2 separate regions of the Homo sapiens genome follow, and region 1 is linked to region 2. A link is an interaction called in ENCODE POLR2A ChIA-PET data of the cell type or tissue named here. Cell type or tissue: PC-3. All regions are shown on one strand. Links, peaks and the distances in the headings refer to the core of each region. The heading gives the core; the rest is flanking DNA.

Evidence for each region. ChIA-PET counts read pairs that join two places held together with the same protein. Peaks named below come from ENCODE experiments on the same cell type or tissue, not always from the same donor. Only the 100,000 strongest peaks of a DNase experiment are listed, where the experiment ranks them.
Region 1: POLR2A ChIA-PET joins it to region 2 with 14 read pairs; 11 of 35 experiments call an interaction of 5 or more read pairs at or near these places.

The regions. Positions count from the first base shown.
Region 1 is chr3:194,556,557-194,566,650 of GRCh38, forward strand. It overlaps the pseudogene RPL23AP93. Among named protein-coding and RNA genes, the nearest start is that of TMEM44-AS1, 23 kb to the right of the region's middle. RefSeq lists enhancers at 1-181, 76-405. In PC-3, for the core only: no CTCF peak of the experiment used is centred there; DNase peaks (open chromatin) are centred at 5,035 and 9,175; H3K27ac peaks cover 1,128 bases.
Region 2 is chr3:194,501,452-194,511,545 of GRCh38, forward strand. No RefSeq gene overlaps it. Among named protein-coding and RNA genes, the nearest start is that of ATP13A3-DT, 19 kb to the left of the region's middle. In PC-3, for the core only: no CTCF peak of the experiment used is centred there; no DNase peak of the experiment used is centred there; H3K27ac peaks cover 646 bases.

The DNA of each region.
Region 1 (10,094 bases), core at 1,463-9,462, 55 kb after region 2:
GGTGGTGAAGGAAAAGCTTTGCTTTCTCTTCTGTCCACCTGGCTGGAAGCAAAGGATTCCAAGATGGTGAAGACACACATGAGCACAGCCAGGATGCCCAGTTTGGAAGACAGCTGTGTCAGAGTGCCGCCCCCACCAGCTCCACCCACATCCGACCTTGAAATGAAAGAGAAATAAATAAGTTTTTGTTGTGTCCAGAACCGCGATCGGGAGTGGGAAGGGCAGGCTACAGCCGGTGCCAACAACCCTGGTTAACACAGATATTGTGTCACTGTCCAGGTGACCCCCATTTCCCACCCATGACTCAGCTCTTCTTTTCAGACACATCTTGCAGCTCCATCTTTCTCACCCCTCCTCCCATCCTGCCCTGTCATAGGTGTCTAATGCCACCGTGCCTCTCCTCTGCCCTCTCCTCTCTTCCCTCAACATCTTTCCTCATTGTGTACCACCCGAACTACTCAAATGGCCCCTTCTCCCCTTGAAAGTGCCTTTTCCATTCTGCCAGAACCGTTTCTTTTTTTTTTCTTGCCTATGTAAGTATGAACTTTATTATTGTTTGTTTTGACTGTTTATATATATATATATATTTTTTTTTTATTATTATACTTTAAGTTCTAGGGTCCATGTGCATCATGTGCAGGTGTGTTACATGTGTATACATGTGCTGTGTTGGTGTGCTGCCCCCATTAACTCGTCATTTACATTAGGTATATCTCCTAATGCTATCTCTCACCCCTCCCCCCACCCGTTTCTTTAAAGGGCCCTCTGACCCTCTTCAGTCACCCAAACAACACACCTAGACCTTCCCCTGGAATTGTCTGGATCTCACAGTCATTGCTGGGTCCCTTAAAGCAAAGCTGCTGGTGAATAACAATATATAACAATATTCTCTTTGGGTTTGCAAATGCCCAAAGAAGTCTCTGTTATCACCTTTATTGTTTAAGAGGGACAATAATTTAAGAGGACTATTTACATGTTTTTGATAATAACAACAATAATAGCAATGACAGGAATGATAACCCAGCCTTTTTTTTTTTTTTTTTTCCCATTGTAGAAACTTCCAGTCATTCACCCTATCAATCCCTGAAAAGAGTTCTTCCTCCCTCACTCTTCCCTTCTGGGACATGACCTGGGTTTCTGCGTCTAATCTCTGAGATGCTGGGGTGGTACATCACATGGATTTTTTTTTTTAATTGCATCAGGCCATAGGGGATTTTTTTTTTTTCTTTTTCGACTGAGAAGACAATGAAATTTATGTTCTTTCCCACCCTCCTGAAGGAAGAAACATTTCAGGGGGCACCACACCTAAACATCCCGGGCGCTTCCAGCAAATCTCAGTACATGGTGAGATGCAGGAGGGAAATCACGCAGCTGAGACCTATGGTACTCCAGGAGGTTTTCGGTGACATTAGCCCAGGATTTTATCCATGTTTCTCTTGACTTGCTCCTGACTTTTTTTTTTTTCTTTTTTTTTTGACAGAGTCTCATTCTTGCCCAGGCCAGAGTGCAGTGGCGTGATCTTGACTCACTGCAACCTCTGCCCCCCCGGGTTTAAGTGATTCTCCTGCCTCAGCCTCCCAAGTAGCTGGGATTACAGGAGCACACCACCACCATGCCCAGCTAATTTTTGTATTTTTAATAGTGACGGGGTTTCACCATGTTGGCCAGGCTGGTCTCAAACTCCTGACCTCATGATCCACCCGCCTCAGCCTCTCAAAGTGCTGGAATTACAGGGGTGAGCCACCATGCCCGGCCACATATAGATTTTTATAGTTAGAAATTGTCCTGTTTAATTAATGGTGTGCTCAAATAAATATACAATCATTGCATATTCATTAATCGTCTTTCTCTCCCACCAGAATATGAACTCCATGACAGCAGGAATTGCATCTACTTTACTCCCTGCTGTCTCCCCAGGACCTATACAGAACTCAACCATCATTTGTCGAGTGAATAAATGAACAAGTGAATAAGAAAAGTAGATATGGGCCAGGCGCAGTGGCTCACGCCTGTAATCCCAGCACTTTGGGAGGCCGAGGTAGGTGGATCACCAGGTCAGGAGATTGAGACCATCCTGGCTAACATGGTGAAACCCTATATCTACTAAAAATACAAAAATTTTGCCAGGCATGGTGGCGGGTGCCTGTAATCCCAGCTACTCAGGAGGCTGAGGCAGGAGAATCGTTTGAACCTGGGAGGTGGAGGTTGCAGTGTGAGCCGAGATTGTGCCACTGCATTCCAGCCTGGGCAACAGAGTGAGACTCTGTCTCAAAAAAAAAAAAAAAAAAAGATATGGATGGGCTCTTTTTAAAAATAGGGCCCTAAGGTGTGATTTTTTTTTCTTTTTGAGATGGAGTCTTGCTCTGTTGCCCAGGCTGGAGTGCAGTGGCGCAATCTTGGCTCACTGCAACCTCCGCCTCCAGGGTTAAAGTGATTCTCCTACCTCAGCCTCCCAAGTAGCTGGGACTACAGGTGCCTGCCACCACACCTGGCCTTTTTTTTTTTTTTTTTTTTGTATTTTTAGTAGAGATGGGGTTTCACCATGTTGGCCAGGATGGTCTCGATCTCTTGACCTCGTGATCCACCCACCTCGGCCTCCCAAAGTGCTGGGATTACAGGCGTGAGCCACCGCGCCCGGTCTATGGTGTGATTTTTTACCCTCTCTATCTGCAGGAAAAGCTATGAGTCCCCAGGTGCACAGAGTATTGCCAGATAGAAGAAGGACTCTGCAGGAGAATGGCTAGGGGTTCACTTTAGCCACAGAGCAGTTTCTGACTTACGACTCACCTGACTTTCCTTTGCCCCCACTGTCACCTGAAGGGTGTATATTACCCTAGTGGTGGGATGGACGATGCATCCAGCCATCATTCAGATCACCAAACTAACTCCCCTTCCTGGATTCTAGGCTTACCATTAACCTTCTGATTGTGATTTTGGCTTCCCATGCTGATTTCCACAGCAAGAGAGAGCAGGCTGGTCAGGCTGACTCAAACGCCTGCTTCTCCCAGCATTTATACATTTCATTATAAACTCATCGCTGGACATTCTGCTCTGTCCCCTCCAGTCTCCTCTGAGTGAGTCTGCTTTGGGAGTCCCATTGACTATGGGGTGCTGAACCTACAAGGCCAGACTCTGAACAGTGGCTACGTCTGTCACAAGTTGCTGCCCCGTGAAGGTTCTCAGCAGTGGGCCAGCTGGTCCTTCCCAGGCACCTGCCAGCATTGCTGCAAGATTTGTTCCACATTTTCCCACAGATGTAGTAATGCCACTTAAAGGAGTTTATATGGAGGAGATAATTGGATACATATGTAAAGACGTATGTCAAAAAGGTATTCACTGTGGTATTGTCACCTCCCCTCAGCTGCAGGTATTGGTGGTGGCACTTTTATATCCCAGGATGTCCTCAGAGTTTGGGTGCCAGAGCCCCTCAGTCTCCACCTTCCATAGCACCAGTGGGGATTAATTGATGGTGTGGTCTCTCACTGTACGTGTAAGGGGAAGCATTGGTGACGGAGTAGCAGTTGCCTTGGTGAACTGCCGAAGCCCCGAAGTGGGTAAAGCTTTGGCTTTCACTAGTGAGTATCAGGCAGCTGTGTCTCTTCCTGGAGCCACAGGTGGAGTTCTGGTTGCAGAGCAGCAACTGGCCTGGGCAAGCTGGACCTTGGACCAGGGGCTGGTCCAGTCTTCAATTCTGGCTCTTTCCACAGGTAGGTTAGCCGGGGCAGGGTCGCAAGCTGACCCGGAAGTCAGCCAGGGTCAGGCCGGGCTCCAGGCACTGACATATCCTTGAGGTCTTCCCCTGGAGCATGGCAGCTTCTCCAGCAGCACCAATGGCCCCTTTATATTCTTTTATCCTGGAGGAGAACCACAAAGCCTCCCACCCACCTGCCCATTCTCCAGAGACCTTAGCCCCGCAATCACCCGCAAACACTTAACTACTTTGGAGGAAGCAAAGTGCTTTTAGTTTCCAAAGTTAATTCACATTCCCAAGGGTGGCCAAGATGACCTCTTTCCCTAAAGCAAGAACTAACCCCCCAAGTTAGTAAAAAACTGAGAACACCTAATCGATCAATCAATCAGAGTGTGGTTGACTATATGAAGATCTCTTCATACAATGTCTACTATGCAGCCATTAAAATGAAATTGTGGGTCTATACAAATGATTTAGTGTAGGGCCAGGCACAGTGGCTTATGCTTGTAATCCCAGCACTTTGGGAGGCCAAGGCAGGTGGATCATTTGAGGTCAGGAGCTTGAGACTAGCCTGGCCAACATGGTGAAACCCCATCTCTACTAAAAATACAAAAATTAGCCGGGTGTGGTGGCACACGCCTGTAATCCCAGCTACTCCAGAGGCTGAGGCAGGAGAATCGCTTGAACCCGGGAGGTGGAGGTTGCAGTGAGCCGAGATCATGCCACTGCACTCCAGCCTGCACAATAAGAGCGAAACTCTGTCTCAAAAATAAATAAATAAATAAATAAATAAATAGTTTAGTGTAAAGAAGAATATGACAAACTGCCTTTGTACTCTGGTCCAAACTTTGCCAAAATATGGATGCGTGAGTGCAAACGTGTGCCTGGAGAAAACGGAATGGCAGTCATCAAAATGCTCGCAGTGGTTATCTCTGGGCAGTGAGATTTCTGGTAAGTCTTCTTTATACTTCTCTGTACTATTTGAAGTTTCACAATAAGCATGTTTATCTTATCATCAGAAAAAAACTTTTTTTTTTTAATTTTGGAAGAAAAAACTTCCATTCAATTTGGTGTGCTCTAATGTGCAAAATACTGGAGTAGTGGCCAGGACAAAGTCCTATAGAAGCCAAGTGGAGAGTGGCATTGACCTTGCTGACACTGTGCGGCCAGCACGCCCTGGATCCGATAGCCTCTGCGGTAGGCCTTCCTATTTCAAGAGTCTACGATTCTAAGACGCCAAATGGTATCTCCAGATCAAAACTATTTATAAGAATCATTTCCTTCAGGATGAGTTGTAACTTCCACTTGCTACTTGTATGTTTCGATGACATCATCTCTGAGATTTATGTGAAATGACTCCTTCTCCTTGATGTTATCAAGGAGTTTGAGCAGTTGAGTTCCTTATAGTTCTTTGTGTTTAAACCATATCTGAAGAAGCTGTCATTTGTCAAGGTTTAATTGTTTCCATTATTTTTTTCCTGGTAAGTTTCCAGATATTGCTGGGCAGCTTTGATAAAGAGACCTGAAAAGAAGATGTTAAGAAATGGATGGAGCATGGCTGCAAGTTCCAGGTTCTAGCCCACATCTACTTTTTAGCTGTGTCATCTGGAGTTAGTCATTTCTTTCTGGGTATTTTCTCACTTAAAATTGGAGGGGAGGGTAAGAGGGACATTAGACAAGATTATTTTAAAGATCTTTCTGGGTATTTTCTCACATAAAATTGGAGGGGAGGGTAAGAGGGACATTAGACAAGATTATTTTAAAGATCCTGTCCTGGCCGGGTGCGGTGGCTCATGCCTGTAATCACAGCTCTTAGGGAGGCAGAGGTGGGAGGATAGCTTGAGCCCAGGAGTTCAAGACCTGCCTGTGCAATATAGTGAGACCTCCTTCTTAAAAAAAAAAACAAAAACAAAAACAAAACTTGTCCAGCTCTGTCTCCCTATGATGAGTTTTAGTTCTGAGCTTATAATAGCATATTTTATAGTCCTAGTGCCAAATATTCTTAAAGTTATCTTCATATCTAAGTCTTTCAATAAATAGAAAAGTATATTGTTGACTACGGCCTTAGAGGTCACTGCTTGAATCCTTCCCATGCCACCCTTGCTAGGTGGTCACCTTGTGTCAACTAACACCTACGGGGACAAGAAACCCCCTCCCTCCCGAGGTAGCCCATTTCTCTTTATTGGTAAAGAGCATTTAAAAGGTGTTTCTTGGCCGGGCACAGTGGCTCATGCCTATAATCCCAGCACTTTGGGAGGCCGAGGTGGGTGGATCACGAGATCAGGAGATCGAAACCAAACCCCGTCTCTACTAAAAACACAAAAAATTAGCCGGGCATGGTGGTGGGCGCCTGTAGTCCCAGCTACTCGGGAGGCTGAGGCAGGAGAATCGCTTGAACCTGGGAGGTGGAGCTTGCAGTGAGCTGAGATTGCACCACTGCACCCCAGCCTGGGTGACAGAACGAGACTCCATCTCAAAAAAAAAGGTGTTTCTTGGGAGAGCTGAAATCTGCAACCTTCTAACTTCCATTTACTGTCTGCTCTCCCGATCACTTTGCAGAGGACGCTTTTCTTTTGTCCCCTTCCCTGCACCCTTTGCAGCCTCAGAGAAGGTGTTTCTAATTCCCTGATGTTGGAGAAGGAGGTTTTCCCTTTTCTATTTTGTTTTATTTGTATTTTTTCTGGTGAAAAGATACATATATACCTTTAGAATTAGCAAGCTGGACTCAGATTAGATGATCCCAATTTTGTTGGCAACATCCAAAGCATGGTCATCAGGAGCCAGTGGACACATGCCTTCTTCTCTCCATCAGGTCGACTCAGTGTTGGCCTTGGCCACACCAATGTCATGGAGCTTGCTCCCTTCTTCTCTCCATCAGGTCGACTCAGTGTTGGCCTTGGCCACATTGATGTCATGGAGCTCCCTCCCTTCTTCTCTCCATCAGGTTGACTCAGTGTTGACCTTGGCCACACAGATGTCATGGAACTCCTTCATAGCCTGTTCCATCTGGTGCTTGTTGGCTTTAACATCCACAGTGAACACAAGTGTGTTGCCTTCTGTCTTCATGGCTGCTTCTCCAGCAGTGCCAATGGCCCCCCTCCCTTTTTTTTTTGGAGATGGAGTCTCACTCTGTTGCCAGGCTGGAGTGCTATGGCATGATCTTGGCTCACTGCAACCTCTGCCTCCCAGGTTCAAGCAATTCTCCTGCCTCAGCCTCCTGAGTAGCTGGGACTACAGGTATGCACCACCATGCCCGGCTAATTTTGTATTTTTAATAAAGACGGGGTTTCACCATGTTGGCCAGGCTGGTCTTGAACTCCTGACCTCAGGTGATGCCCCCGCCTCGGCCTCCCAAAGTGCTGGGATTACAGGCATGAGCCACCGTACCCAGCCACCAATGGCCCTTTTATACTTTTTGTTCTTGGATGAGAACCACAAAGCCTCCCACGCACCTGCTCATTCTCCAGAGACCTTAGTCCTGCAATCTCCTCATGGTCAGTGGGAACTTGAGGCTGGCATAGTGGTCAAACTTGTTTCTTCTGAGGGCACTCTTCCAAGGATATTTGGGCTACCTGTGGTGTCGCAGTGTCTTGGGCCACCAGATGTGGATGACTGGTCTCTGGGGAATGGGCAGGTGCGATGGAGGCTTTGTCCTGTGGACACCTTTCAGCACTGCCTTCTTGGCCCTTAAAGTCTTCACTTTGGCTTTGGCTTGAGGAGGGGCAGGAGCTTCCTTCTTCGCCTTGAGTGCCATCTTGTGAAAAGTTCTTTCCTATTTTAGACTTCAGCACCTGAACAAGAGTGGGCAGATATGTACTCCAAGCTCCAATGATGACCGTGAACCCTACAGAGTTGGAAGTGTGGAAAGCGAGGCATTGTGTCCCTTGTCTGAGACTTTGTCCTTTTGCCCTCAGCAAAAGTCTGGACCTCACTGAGCTGCCCTACAACCATGTGACTGTCCCTTCCTTTTCTAATGCTGGCCTTTCTCCCTTCTCATATTCCCCCTTTCTTCTGTAGCCCTAGTGGGGTCCCTGCATCTCCCAACTCCATTTTTCTGAGTCACCAACACTCTTATCAGAAATATCCTGGCCCTAGTTCTCTCTTGTCCCTATAAATTGTGCAGCCTCCAGCATCTCTCTCTGCTGTCCTCACTTTCTGTCACTGGGTACAGAGAAGAGGTAGCTCTGAGACCCAAGAGTGGACATAAAGGACATTCAGGATAAAAGGGACTCCCATTTCAAAGTGCAGTTTGCTCTCCCCCAAATATGTTAGCAAAAAAATTAGACCCATCTTGCACCTCAAGGATTAGTTAACTTTCAAAGGGGCTACATAAGTACTTCGCATTCCTTTTGTCAACACAGCTTTAATCTTTCACTTTGTAGAACAGAGGTCCCGCTGCCTTCTCAACCCTAGGTCTTTATCACAATGTGCTTTTCCATTAACTCGGGGAAATTATGCTCACATGTTCCTGCCTAATTCTTGGGTTCCTACAGTGGATGGGAAGGTAGGAAATGGGAGAGGCTTTGAAGAGAAAGGTTTTTATGTTTGCAGCAGCCAGGGTTCAACTACAGAAACAGAGCAAGTAGGATATGTATGCTGATATATGAAGAGGTTCCATGCAAGGAATTGGTTTATGCAATGGTGGGGGATGGCTAGGTAAGTCTGAAAGCCCCAGGGCAGTCCATCAGGAAGGACATGCAAGTTCTCAGGTGGAATTTCTTTTTCCTCAGGGAAACCTCAGCCCTGCTCTTAAGATCTTTCACCCGGCGGCTCACGCCTGTAATCCCAGCACTTTGGAGGCGAGCAGATCACTTGAGCCCAGGAGTTCAAGACCAGCCTGGGCAACATGGTGAAACACTATCTCTATAAAAAATGCAAAAAAAGGCCGGGCACAGTGGCTCACGCCTGTAATCCCAGCACTTTGGGAGGCCAAGGCAGGTGGATCATGAGGTCAGGAGATCGAGACCAACCTGGCTAACAAGGTGAAACCCCGTCTCTACTAAAAAAATGAAAAAATTAGCCGGTCGTGGTGGCGGACGCCTGTAGTCCCAGCTACTTGGGAGACTGAGGCAGGAGAATGGCATGAACCCAGGAGGCTGAGCTTGCAGTGAGCCAAGATCACACCACTGCACTCCAGCCTGGGCAACAGAGCGAAACTCCATCTGGAAAAAAAAAAAAAAAAATTAGCCTGGCATGGTGGCGCGCACCAGTAGTCCCAGCCACCAGGAAGCCCGAGGCAGGGGATCACCTGGGCCCGAGAGGTGGAGGCTGCAGTGAGCTGTGATTGTGCCACTGCACTCCAGCCTGGGTGACAGAGTGAAACTCTATCTGAAAAGAAAAACAAAAACAAAAAACCCTTCACCTATTTGAATTATCTGATGATTTAGGATAACCGTTCTTACCCAAAGTCAGTGATTACGGGCTTTAGTCACTTCTATAAAATACGGTACCTTCACAGCAACATCTGGATTCGTGTTTGAGTAAATAATTGGGGAATGTAGCCTAACCAAGTTAACACATAAAAAAGACCATCACATTCCTCAAATACTTATCTTGGAACTTTGGGAGGGACTCATCCCACATATGCACTTATTTCTTCTTTCTGTTTCTTATAAGAAGGACTGCTAGAAAATGTGCCCTTCTAAACAAGCTTTTTAGAAATGTCTGTATTGTTTGCTTAGGATAGTAAAACCCCTTTTTGCCTGTTCATACAGAGGCATGAGGAGCCTCAAGTGGTTGAGGGTCAGTCTTAATTCCAATTCAGTGGAATCATTGCTGTGTTTCCTGGTGGAAGCATTCCTCCCTTTAAGCCTAAGACTCTAGACCAGCAGAACCTAAGGTCACAAGAAAAGGAGGCAGACGTTTTGCTAGTGGATCATTACAGGCAACGGCGAGTGGGGTCATTCCCATTTCCACCCCTCGAATCCTGGATTCGTGAATTCTGGCTATGGAAGAAACAGTAGCATGTATTAGACACTAATTTAGAGACTATCCAGCCTCCTAGAGGACTTTGCCCCACGAGGTATTGCCACCTGGTTGGCACTGTAATTGAGTCTTCAAAAGCCCATTCTGGCCAGGTACAGTGGCTCACACTTGTAATTCCTCGTTTGAGCCCAGGAGTTTGAGACCAGCCTGGACAACATAGTGAGACCCTGTCTCTAATTTAAAAATAAACAAAAACAATTTCAAGGCCATCTTACCACTCTATCAAGCCAGTTGCTTGAGGATATGGGGAACATGGTAAGATTCTGAGTTCCGTAAGCTGGGGCTCATTGCCACATGAATTGAGTTCTCCGATGAGAAGTAGTATTGTGTGAAATGTCATGATGGTGGATAAGGCGTGCTATAAATCCATGGACGGTCGTTTTAGCAGAAACATTGTCTACAGGAAAGGCAAATCTGT
Region 2 (10,094 bases), core at 1,452-9,451:
CAGGAGGCTGACACAGGAGAATGGCGTGAACCCGGGAGGCAGAGCTTGCAGTGAGCCGAGATCGCGCCACTGCACTCCAGCCTGGGCGACAGAGTGAGACTCCGCCTCAAAAAAAAAAAAAAAAAATTAAAGAGACCTCAGATGTTTTTGAGTGACAAAGAAAGGAAGGAGGGGAAGGAGGGAAAAAATAAAAAGGTATTGGTGGCTGGGCGCGGTGGCTCACACCTGTAATTCCAGCACTTTGGGAGGCTAAGGCAGGCAGATCACGAGGTCAGGAGTTCGAGACTAGCCTGACCAACATGGTGAAACCCCATCTCTACCAAAAATACAAAAATTAGCCAGGCATGGTGGTGCCTGCCTGTAATCCCAGCTACTCAGGAGGCAGAGGCAGGAGAATCCCTTGAACTCAGGAGGCGTACATTGCAGTGAGCTGAGATCACGCCACTGCACCCAGCCTGGGTGACAGAGCGAGACTTCGTCTCAAAAAAACAAAACAAAACAGGTATTGGTGGTACAGGCCTGTAGTCCCAGCCACTTGGGAGGGTGGGCATGGTCATATGGGCCTGCAGTCCCAGCCACTTGGAAGGCCAAGGCAGGAGGATTACTTGAACCCAAGAGTTCAAAACCAGGCCAAGCAACATAGTGAGATTCTCTCTCTAATTAAAAAAAAAAAAAAATAAAGAGAGGAATTATTATTGACTTTATAGAAATGAATGATAAATATTATAAGTAGTGGTATGCAAACAAATTAGATAACTAAAATGGATACATTTCTAGAAAGGTACAAACTATCAAAACTGACTCAAGAAGAAATAGAAAATCTAAATTGATCTAAACAAGTAAGGTGATGAAATTAGTAATCAAAAAACTTCCTGCAAAGAAAAGCCCAGGACCAGATGACCACTGATAAATGTACACAATTTTAAGGAAAATTGGTACCAATTCTTCACAAACCGTTACAAAAAAAAAGGACGAAGTACTTCCCAACTTATTCTATAAGGCCAGTACTAACCTGATACCAAACCCCTTAAAAAGATATCGCAAAAAAAGAAAACTAAAATTTATCTGCAGATACAAGGGACAGAAATAGCCAAAACAATTGTTTTTGTTTTGTTTTGTTTTGTTTTTGAGACAGAGCCTCACTCTGTCCACCCAGGCAGAGTGCAGTGGCGCAATCTCGGCTCACTGCAACCTCTGCCTCCCAGGTTCAAGTGATTTTCCTGTCTCAGCCTCCCTAGCTGCTGAGACTACAGGCACATGCCACCACACCCAGCTAACTTTTGTATTAGTGGAAATGGGGTTTCACCATGTTGACCTGGCTGGTCTCAAACTCCTGACCTTAGGTGATCCACCCCCTCCCCTGGCCTCCCAAAGTGCTGGCATTATAGGCATGAGCCACCGCGCCCAGCCTAAAACAATTGTTTAAACGAAGAAAAAATTTGAAGGACTCACTTCCAAATTTAAAACTTAACTACAGAGCTGCAGTAATCAAGACAGTGTGGTACTGGCACAAAGCTAGACATGTAGATCAATGGAATAGAATTGAAGATCCAGAAATAAACCCTTACATTTCTAGTCAACTGATTTTCAACAAGGGTGCCAAGACAATTCAATGGGAAAAAGAATAAGCTTTTTAACAAATGATGTCGAAACAACTGAATATCCATATGCAAAAGAGTGAATTGGACTCATTCCTCATACCATACACAAAACTTAAAATGGACATGATCCCAGAAACATGGGAAAGGGGTAAATAGGCAGTGACTACTAATGGATACAGAGTTTCTTTTGGGAGCAATGAAAATATTCTGAAATTAGATAGTGGTGATGGTTGCACAACTCAGTGACTATACCATAAACTGACTTTAAAAGGCTTATTTTTTAGGATGCATGACTAATATCTCAAAAATATCATTATTTTAAAAACAGTATATTTACAAAGGGCTCAAAATAACATAATAAAGGCTCTAGGCCATGATTCAGTTGTGCCTTTACTGAAACCTTATATTCCCCAGGGTACCATAATTCAGAATTATCAAATTAGACCGTGAGAAGGCTCCATATGGAATCCTGTTAATATAGTCCCTCACTGAATCACCTTAACAAAATTTCATCTGAATATTTCCCTCATAGCTTTAATCAAAGTTACTTTAGTAAATATCCATATGGAACTTACTTCTACATTTTTGCACAAATATTAAAAACATTGTCCTTCCCGTCAACATATCACTCATAGTTCCCCATATTATTAAAAAAACTTTATTATGAAAATTTAGCTACAATTTATTTCGGGAAAAGCGATTCTCCTTAGGAATTATCTTTTCTGATAATCAAAACTACAATCGATTATGATTTCTTTTTAGCCTTAGAGGAAACTCATTTGAACCATAGCAATTATGTTGATTGAAGTAATTAACATATTTGTTTATTCATTTTTTTCTTTCTGTTTTTCTGTTTTTCAATTCCTAATTTGCAAATTTTTTTGAGACAGGGTCTCACTTTGTTGCCCAGGCTGGAGTGTAGTGGCCTTGACCTCTGGGGCTCAAGCCATCCTCGCACCTCAGCCTCTCAAGTAGCTGGGACGATGGGCACACGCCACCATGCCTGGCTAATTTTTTGACGTTTTGTTGAGACAAGATCTCACTATGTGTCCCAGGATGGATATAATTTGCAATTTTATTGCATAGAATTTTGGTGTAAGTCACCTCAAACCCTGATATTCAAAGGATTTGTCAAGGAGTCTTGTCTAAGGTTCAGTATTTAATTGAGCCTCACATTAAATCAAAGTTTCTCTAACTAGGCACCATTGACATTTTGAGCTAGATGATTCTTTGCTGTGGGGGCTGGGGCTGTCCTGTGCACTGCAGGGTGTTGAGCAGCATCCTTGGCTTCTACCCACTAGATAGCAGTAGCAGCTCCTTAGTTATAACAACCAAAAATGTAATCAGACAGTGCCCGATGTCCCTGCAGGGCAAAATTACCCCCAGCTAAGAACTACTGCATTAAATCACCCTTGAAAAACTGACCCCCACCACTATTTCAGTAACTCTTGGGAAGTTCATCATGAGGCCAGGCTCGGTGGCTCACACCTGTAATCCCAACACTTTGGGAGGCCAAGGCAGGTGGATCATCTGAGGTCGGGAGTTCGAGACCAACCTGAACAACACAGTGAAACCCTGTCTATACTAAAAATAGAAAAATTAGCCAGACATGGTGGTGGGCGCCTGTAATCCCAGCTACTAGGGAGGCAAAGGCAGGAAAAGATTGCAGTGAGCTGAGATCATGCCACTGCACTCCAGCCTGAGCAACAGAGCAAAATTCCATCTCAAAAAAAAAAAAGAAGTTCATCATGTTAGATAATAGGTAGCTAGGTAGATAGATACACAGATAGATACTCACACTCTGTTCACTTACATGAGATGAATTGAAGGTGTGTCTGCACTTACTATCAATTCCTAAAGCAGAGCCGCTTCTATCTGAGTTTACATAGAAAGAATTTTCTAGGGCTGGGCCTGGTGGCTCATGCGTGTAATCCCAGCACGTTGATGAAGCTGAGGCAGGCAGATTGCTTGAGCCCAGGAGTTCAAGAGCTGCATGTGTAACATGGCAAACCCTTGTCTCTACAAAAAAACACAAAAATTAGCCAGGCATGGTGGCGCACACCTGTAGTCCCAGCTACTCGGGGGGCTGGGGCAGGAGGATCACCTGAGCCCAGGAGGTTGAAGCTGCAGTGAGATGTGACTGTGACGCTGCACTCCAGCCTGGGCGACAGAGTGACAGACCCTGTCTCAAAAAAACAAACAAAAACAAACAAACAAAAAGATTTGCCAAGAACTACAGAACTCTCGAGAGAAATGGAGAGCTTAAAAAAAAAATTCTAATCTGTTATCTCATTTGAGCCCAATAATCCATCAAAAATAAAACTGTTGTTATTTCATTTTTTAGATGAGGAAATTGAAGTCCAGAGAATAAAAATAGTCAACTTCCAGACTAAATTCCAAATTCAGTGTTGATCCTTTCACAGCGAGGGAAAATGGGTCTGTTTCTCTCCCTGTCTCTATATAACCACAAATCCCTCCCTAGGTGATCCTCCCTGGGGATGGAGTCCTAGAAAGCCAAAGACAGTCTTCTAAAGAGCCAACAGCCTAAATTGGCATTTAATCCAGTCAACATCTAGAAAATGGATTACTACTTCCCAGATTATGTTGTACTTTAATTAAAGCTCGCAAATTACTTTTAGATCTAGTTTCTCCTTTGCAAGGAATACAGGCGATAGAGGAAGAAGTTAGAGGACACTAGCAGTCACATCCAGAAGCAGGACATTCTATAAGACATGGTCTTTACTGAAGGAGCAGGATTGAAAAAAAAGACAAATGGTCTGAACTTTTCTGAAGAATCATTATCAAGAAAATAAACAATCAAAAACAAAACCATGGAGAGATGGTTTCAGAAAAAAATAGACTAGCAAAACCTCAGAATCAAATGTAATATGTGAACCTTGATTGGATCCTGGTAATGTGTAAAAGGAATTATGTTGAAGGAATTCTTAGAATGAAGGGAATTTGAATGTGGCTGGATATGAGTGTAGAGGTCAGTTTGTTAGAGTTGTAAGAATCAAAATGGAGTCACTTGTGTTTAAAAACAAAACAAAAAACTGACAAATGGAGCCAGAGAAGGCTATGAAGGGAGAGTTCTCGTGCATAAGTGCCTGAAAACAAAAACTATCACAAAAGTCTGCAAAAATTGCAACCTTGCACACAGGTCATCGGAGCCTTACACAAAAAAATACTTCTGCGAGGACATCTGCCAAAACAACTGGCTGTTCAACCTCAAACTGGCGTCACCCTTGTTACTGATCTTTGTTGGCAAGGATAATTATCTCAAAACAATTATATAATCCTCAGTTTTCCTTTAAAAACCTTCGTCTTCTTTAACCTTTACATAGTTCACTATGGCATGCATATTCCCATTGCAATGATACATACCCAGATGAATATTATTTTTTTAGAGTGCCTCTCTATTTGATATTTAGGTCAACTAGTGTTAATTTTCTGGTATAACAGGAAACTGTTCTTATTCTTAAAAGATACATGCTGAAAATATTTTGGGATAAAGTGTCATGATTGCTGTAACTTTCAAAGGGTCAACAACAACAAAACGATGATATTGGTAAAGTATTATATATAGAGAAAATATTAACATTTTTAAAAATTTAAATGAAAGATGTACAGGAGTGTGCTGTACTGGTCTTCCGTTTCTCTGAATGTATGAAACATTTCCATAATAGAAAGTTGTGGGGAGCCAGGCATGCTGGTTCACACCTGTAATCCCGGCACTTTGGGAGGCCAAGGCAAGCGGATCACCTGAGGTCAGGAGTTTGAGACCAGCCTGACCAACATAGTGAAACCCCTGTCTCTACTAAAAATACAAAAATTAGCCGGGCGTGGTGGCAGGTACCTGTACTCCCACCTACTCAGGAGGCTGAGGCAAGAGAATTGCTTGAACCTGGGAAATGGAAGTTGCAGTGAGCCGAGATTGTGGCATTGTACTCCAGCTCTGTCTCCTTTTGAGACAGCAAGACTCCGTCTCAAAAAAAAAAAAAAAAAAAAAGGAAAGTTGGGGGAAATGATCAAGCCTCCTTAATGCAGGGATTCTGAATGAGTAGTTCATGGTTCACCTTGCAGGGAGATGGGGCCCCATGGTTGTGCTTTAAGGATGCTGTGGACTCCCTACAATGTCAGCAACTGCTGTGTGCACCTGTAGCTCTCCATTTCTCTCGAGAGAAGTCCTGTAGTTCTTCGCAAATCCTTTTCAAAGGGGACTCGTGATTCCAGAAGCATCGAAGCCTTGAGGCTTGCCTGGAGATTTTAGGTCTGGTGGCTGCAGATGCATATGAGATGTGGACTGCAAGATATTTCTCTACTGTTCAAATCACGTGTTGGAGGCGACTCCCTAAAGTCATAGGATCTCAAAATTGAAAGGAGCCTTAGGAATAACCTAGTTTTCAGCACCGAAGCGAAGCTCTCAAGACTTTGTCAAAGGTCAGGCAGTTAACTTAATGGCCGCAGGAAAAGCAAAGTCCAGGTCTCCCCTCTGCTTCTGCAAAGAACCGGTTCTGTTGGTCCAGTCGCTTGAGTTCCTACATGAACCCAAAAAAACCAGTGAACATCCTTCTGCAGGCTACAAAGCACTACGATCTGCTTCCCTCCCTACCTCCTTCTCCTGACATCCCCTCCTCCTGTCCTGCCCAGGTTCACTCCTCGCCCACCACGTGGTCTGCTTAGGGCTCCCACACAGCAAGCATGTGCCCCCTTAGGGCCTGCGTCCTGGCTGCTCCCTCTCCTCGCTGCTCTTCCTCCCAGTACTCGGTTGGTTACTGCCCCATCTTCGTCAAGCTGCCCACGTCTCACCTACTCCATGTGATTTACCCTGACCGCCCTGTTCAACACTGTAACTCCCTCCACCCCCGCCCCCCACCCCACCAGCAATACTCAGTTCCGCTGCTTATTTTTCCCATAGCACGTGTCACCTTCTAATACCCTATACAATTTGTCAGTTTTTTCCATTTGAGTATAAGCTCCACCAGGGCAGAGATCTTTGTTTTATTTGCTGATATATCCCAAGAGCCTAGAGCAATGCCTGGCACAGAGAAGGTACTCAATACCGAAAACTCTTTTCTTTTTTTTTTTTTTTTTTGAGGCAGAGTCTCACTCTGTCACCTAGGCTGGGGTGCAGTGGCACGATCTGGGCTCAAAGCAACCTCTGCCTCCCAGGTTCAAGCGATTCTCCTGCCTCAGCCTCCTGAGTAGCTGAGACCACAGGCGTGCGCCACCGCACCCAGCTAATTTTTTTGTATTTTTACTAGAGATGGGGTTTCACCATGTTGGCAGGGCTGGCCTTGAACTCCTGGCCTTAAGTGATCAGCCTGCTTTGGCCTCCCAAAGTGCTGGGATTACACCACGCCCAGCCACAATACTGAAAACTTGCTGAATGAATGAATGAATATTCTCTCTCTGAAAATTAGGACATAATTCCAATTTAAGTCCCGATAAAAGGAGCCACGAAGAGGCAAAAGAATTAGGCAGGAAAGGTTGGGGTAGTGGTTACACTAGATGCTTTACAGTTATTTATAGGGCAGGACTTAAACTCTTGGTTTGATAAAATATATGAAGGAGCATATAACTGACAGCTCAGCTCCGTTTTGCAAAGTGTCAGCCAGCACTTCTCTCTACACAAAACAGATTAGTAACATCTCTTCCTGCCAGAGGGCTTACATGTTGCAATTCTCTTGTAAAAAGTTTCTGAATATTTAATAGTTGAAGTTGAATGACTTTCTAATAGGGTGTTGATTTACTACATCACTGACATAATTAAGAGGTATCAATTCAGGTCTGTTGGGATTAAGTTTATAACCCCCAAAGGTAAGCTTTCCGAGCCAAGCAAGTCAGAAAACAACAAGCACGTGATGCAGAGGAACATTGACACACCAGCTGAAGCCTCTGCAGCTGTGTTTTCCTAAGATTCCCACCTTTGCTGCAGGCCCAGTGGGTGTCACCTTGTTCTGAGTGTGGGAGTGAAGCTACGGTGAACCCACAGCGTTAAGCCCGCGGTGGGGGACCCTGTGGGGGTCCCACAAACAGTCACCCTGAAGTTTTAAGCTTGGGAAGGAGACCCTGACCTAGTATGTATGGCGGTGGTCTATTCTGATCTACGAGTGTGGGTGTGGGTATTCATTACTAAATTTCACTGTAAACTGCCAGGAAGAAAATGTCAGCCTGTGGCAACTAAACACTCCGTGTGTTTCACTAGTAATGACTTCCTCTCTTCTTTTTTTTTTTGTTTTTTTTCCTGAGACAGGGTCTTGCTCTGTCACCCAGGCTGGACTGCAGTGGCATGATCTTGGCTCCCTGCAGCCTCCACCTCCGAGGCTGAAGCAATCCTCCCACCTCAACCTTTCTGGTAGCTGGGCCTACAGACGTGTGCCACCATGCACAGCTAATTTTTGTATTTTTTGTAGAGACAGGGTTTTGCCGTGTTGCTCAGGCTGGTGTCGAACTCTTAGACTCAAAGATCTGCCCACCTCAGCCACCCAAAGTGCTAAGATTACAGGTATGAGCTGCCACTTCACCCGGCCTTTTTTTTTTTGCCTTGAGACAGAGTCATGCTCTGTTGCCCAGGCTGGAGTGCAGTAGTGCAATCGTGGGTCACTGCAGCCTTGACTTCCTGGGCTCCAGCGATCCTCCCACCTGAGCCTCCCGAGTAGCTGGGACTACAAGTGCATGACACCACACCTGGCTAATTTTATATATATATATATATACTTTTTTTTTTTTTTTTTTTTTTTTTTTGTAGAGATGGGGTTTCACCATATTGCCCAGGCTGGTCTCAAACTCCTGGGCTCAAGCAATCTGCCTGCCTCAGCCTCCCAAAGTGCTGGGATTACAAGCGCAAGCCACGCACCCAGCCTCACTAGTGACTTTTCATTGCAAGTGTGCGTGCACCAGGCACACTCCCACCTCAGGGCCTTTGCACTTGCTGTGCCCTCTGCCTCTACCAGTAGCCCTATGGCTTTTGCTTCCTTACCTTTTTCAGGTCTTTGTTTAAACATCCCCTCCTCACTGAGGCCTACAGTTGAAATCCCTTCCCCTTGGCACGCTTTATCCCCCTGTCCTGATCTGTTGTTTTTTTTTCCATAGCATGAATCACCATCTGCCATATTATAGATGGTAGTTTATTGATTGTCTATCTCCCCCTCCCCACTAGAATGTAATGTCTACAAGGGCATTTTATCCACTGTTCTCCATGTCTAGAACTTTACTGGCATATAGAATATACTTTAAAGATGTTTATCATTGAATGAATGACTCTTGCTCCACTCACAAAGTGTAAATGTGTCTCCCAAGCCTATCCTTACCCTGCTTAACACTAGTCCTGATTATCCCCCATGCCGACAGCTTGCCTGTGTGGACTCCTGCCTGCTCTCTGTGCCAGGATCCCGTGACATGAAACAGAATAAGTGCTTCATAAACGGGAGTGACACTAGGCGTGGTGGCATGCATCTGGAGTCCTAGCTACGCGGGAGGCTGAGGCAGGAGGATTGCCTGAGCCTAGGAGTTGGAGGCTCTAATGCACTTGGATAGCACCTATGAATAGCCAGTGCCCTCCAACCTGGGCAACATAGTGAGCTCTTGTCACCAAAAAAAAAAAAAAAAAAGCTAGAAGAGAATAATTTGAATATTTCTAGCACAAAGAAAAGACAAATATTTAAGATAATGGATAGCCCAGTTACACAGATTTGATCTTTACAAATTATATGAATGTATTAAATTATCATGGCTGGGTGCAGTGGCTCACACTTGTAATCCCAGCACTTTTGGAGGCTGAGGTGGGTGGATCATCTGCGGTCAGGAGTTCCAGACCAGCCTGGCAAACACGGCAAACATGTACTAAAAATACAAAAAATTAGCCAAGTGTGGTGGCAGGCACCTGTAATCCCAGCAACTCAGGAGGCCGAGGCGGGAGAATTGCTTGAACCTGGGAGGCAGAGTGCTTGCAGTGAGCCGAGACCGCACCACTGCTTTGTAGCCTGGGCAACAGAGTGAGATGCCATTTCAATAATAATAATAAACTATCACATGTAACCCCCAAATATGTACATCATTGTGTATCAATAAAAATAAATAAATGTGAATAAATGACTGAGAGTATGAATAATGCCATCCCTCCAGCGCCCTTGCACTGTGGTTCTCCAGCACCTGCTACTTAGGTTTCTTCAGATACCAGCTGCTCTGGGAGCTATACCTTGTTTCAGGATCTCAGTCACTGCCTTCAGCAGCCCACTATCTGATCCAAGCAGCCATGGATTCTCTTTTGTATCCAGTCACTCCTGTACCCTCTTCCCTTTTAGGTTTTGCTACTGTCTTCAAACTTGCTTTGAAGATTTGAGCTCCTGTGTCACCAGGTCACCCTCAGAGGCATCAGGACATGCTCTTCAAGTAAAGTCCAAATGAGGGATTAGACACTCTGGGCTTCATTTCTCAGTGTCCTCTCTCAAGAGCTAGACTATTACTTGCATTTCTCATCTCCTTGAATCA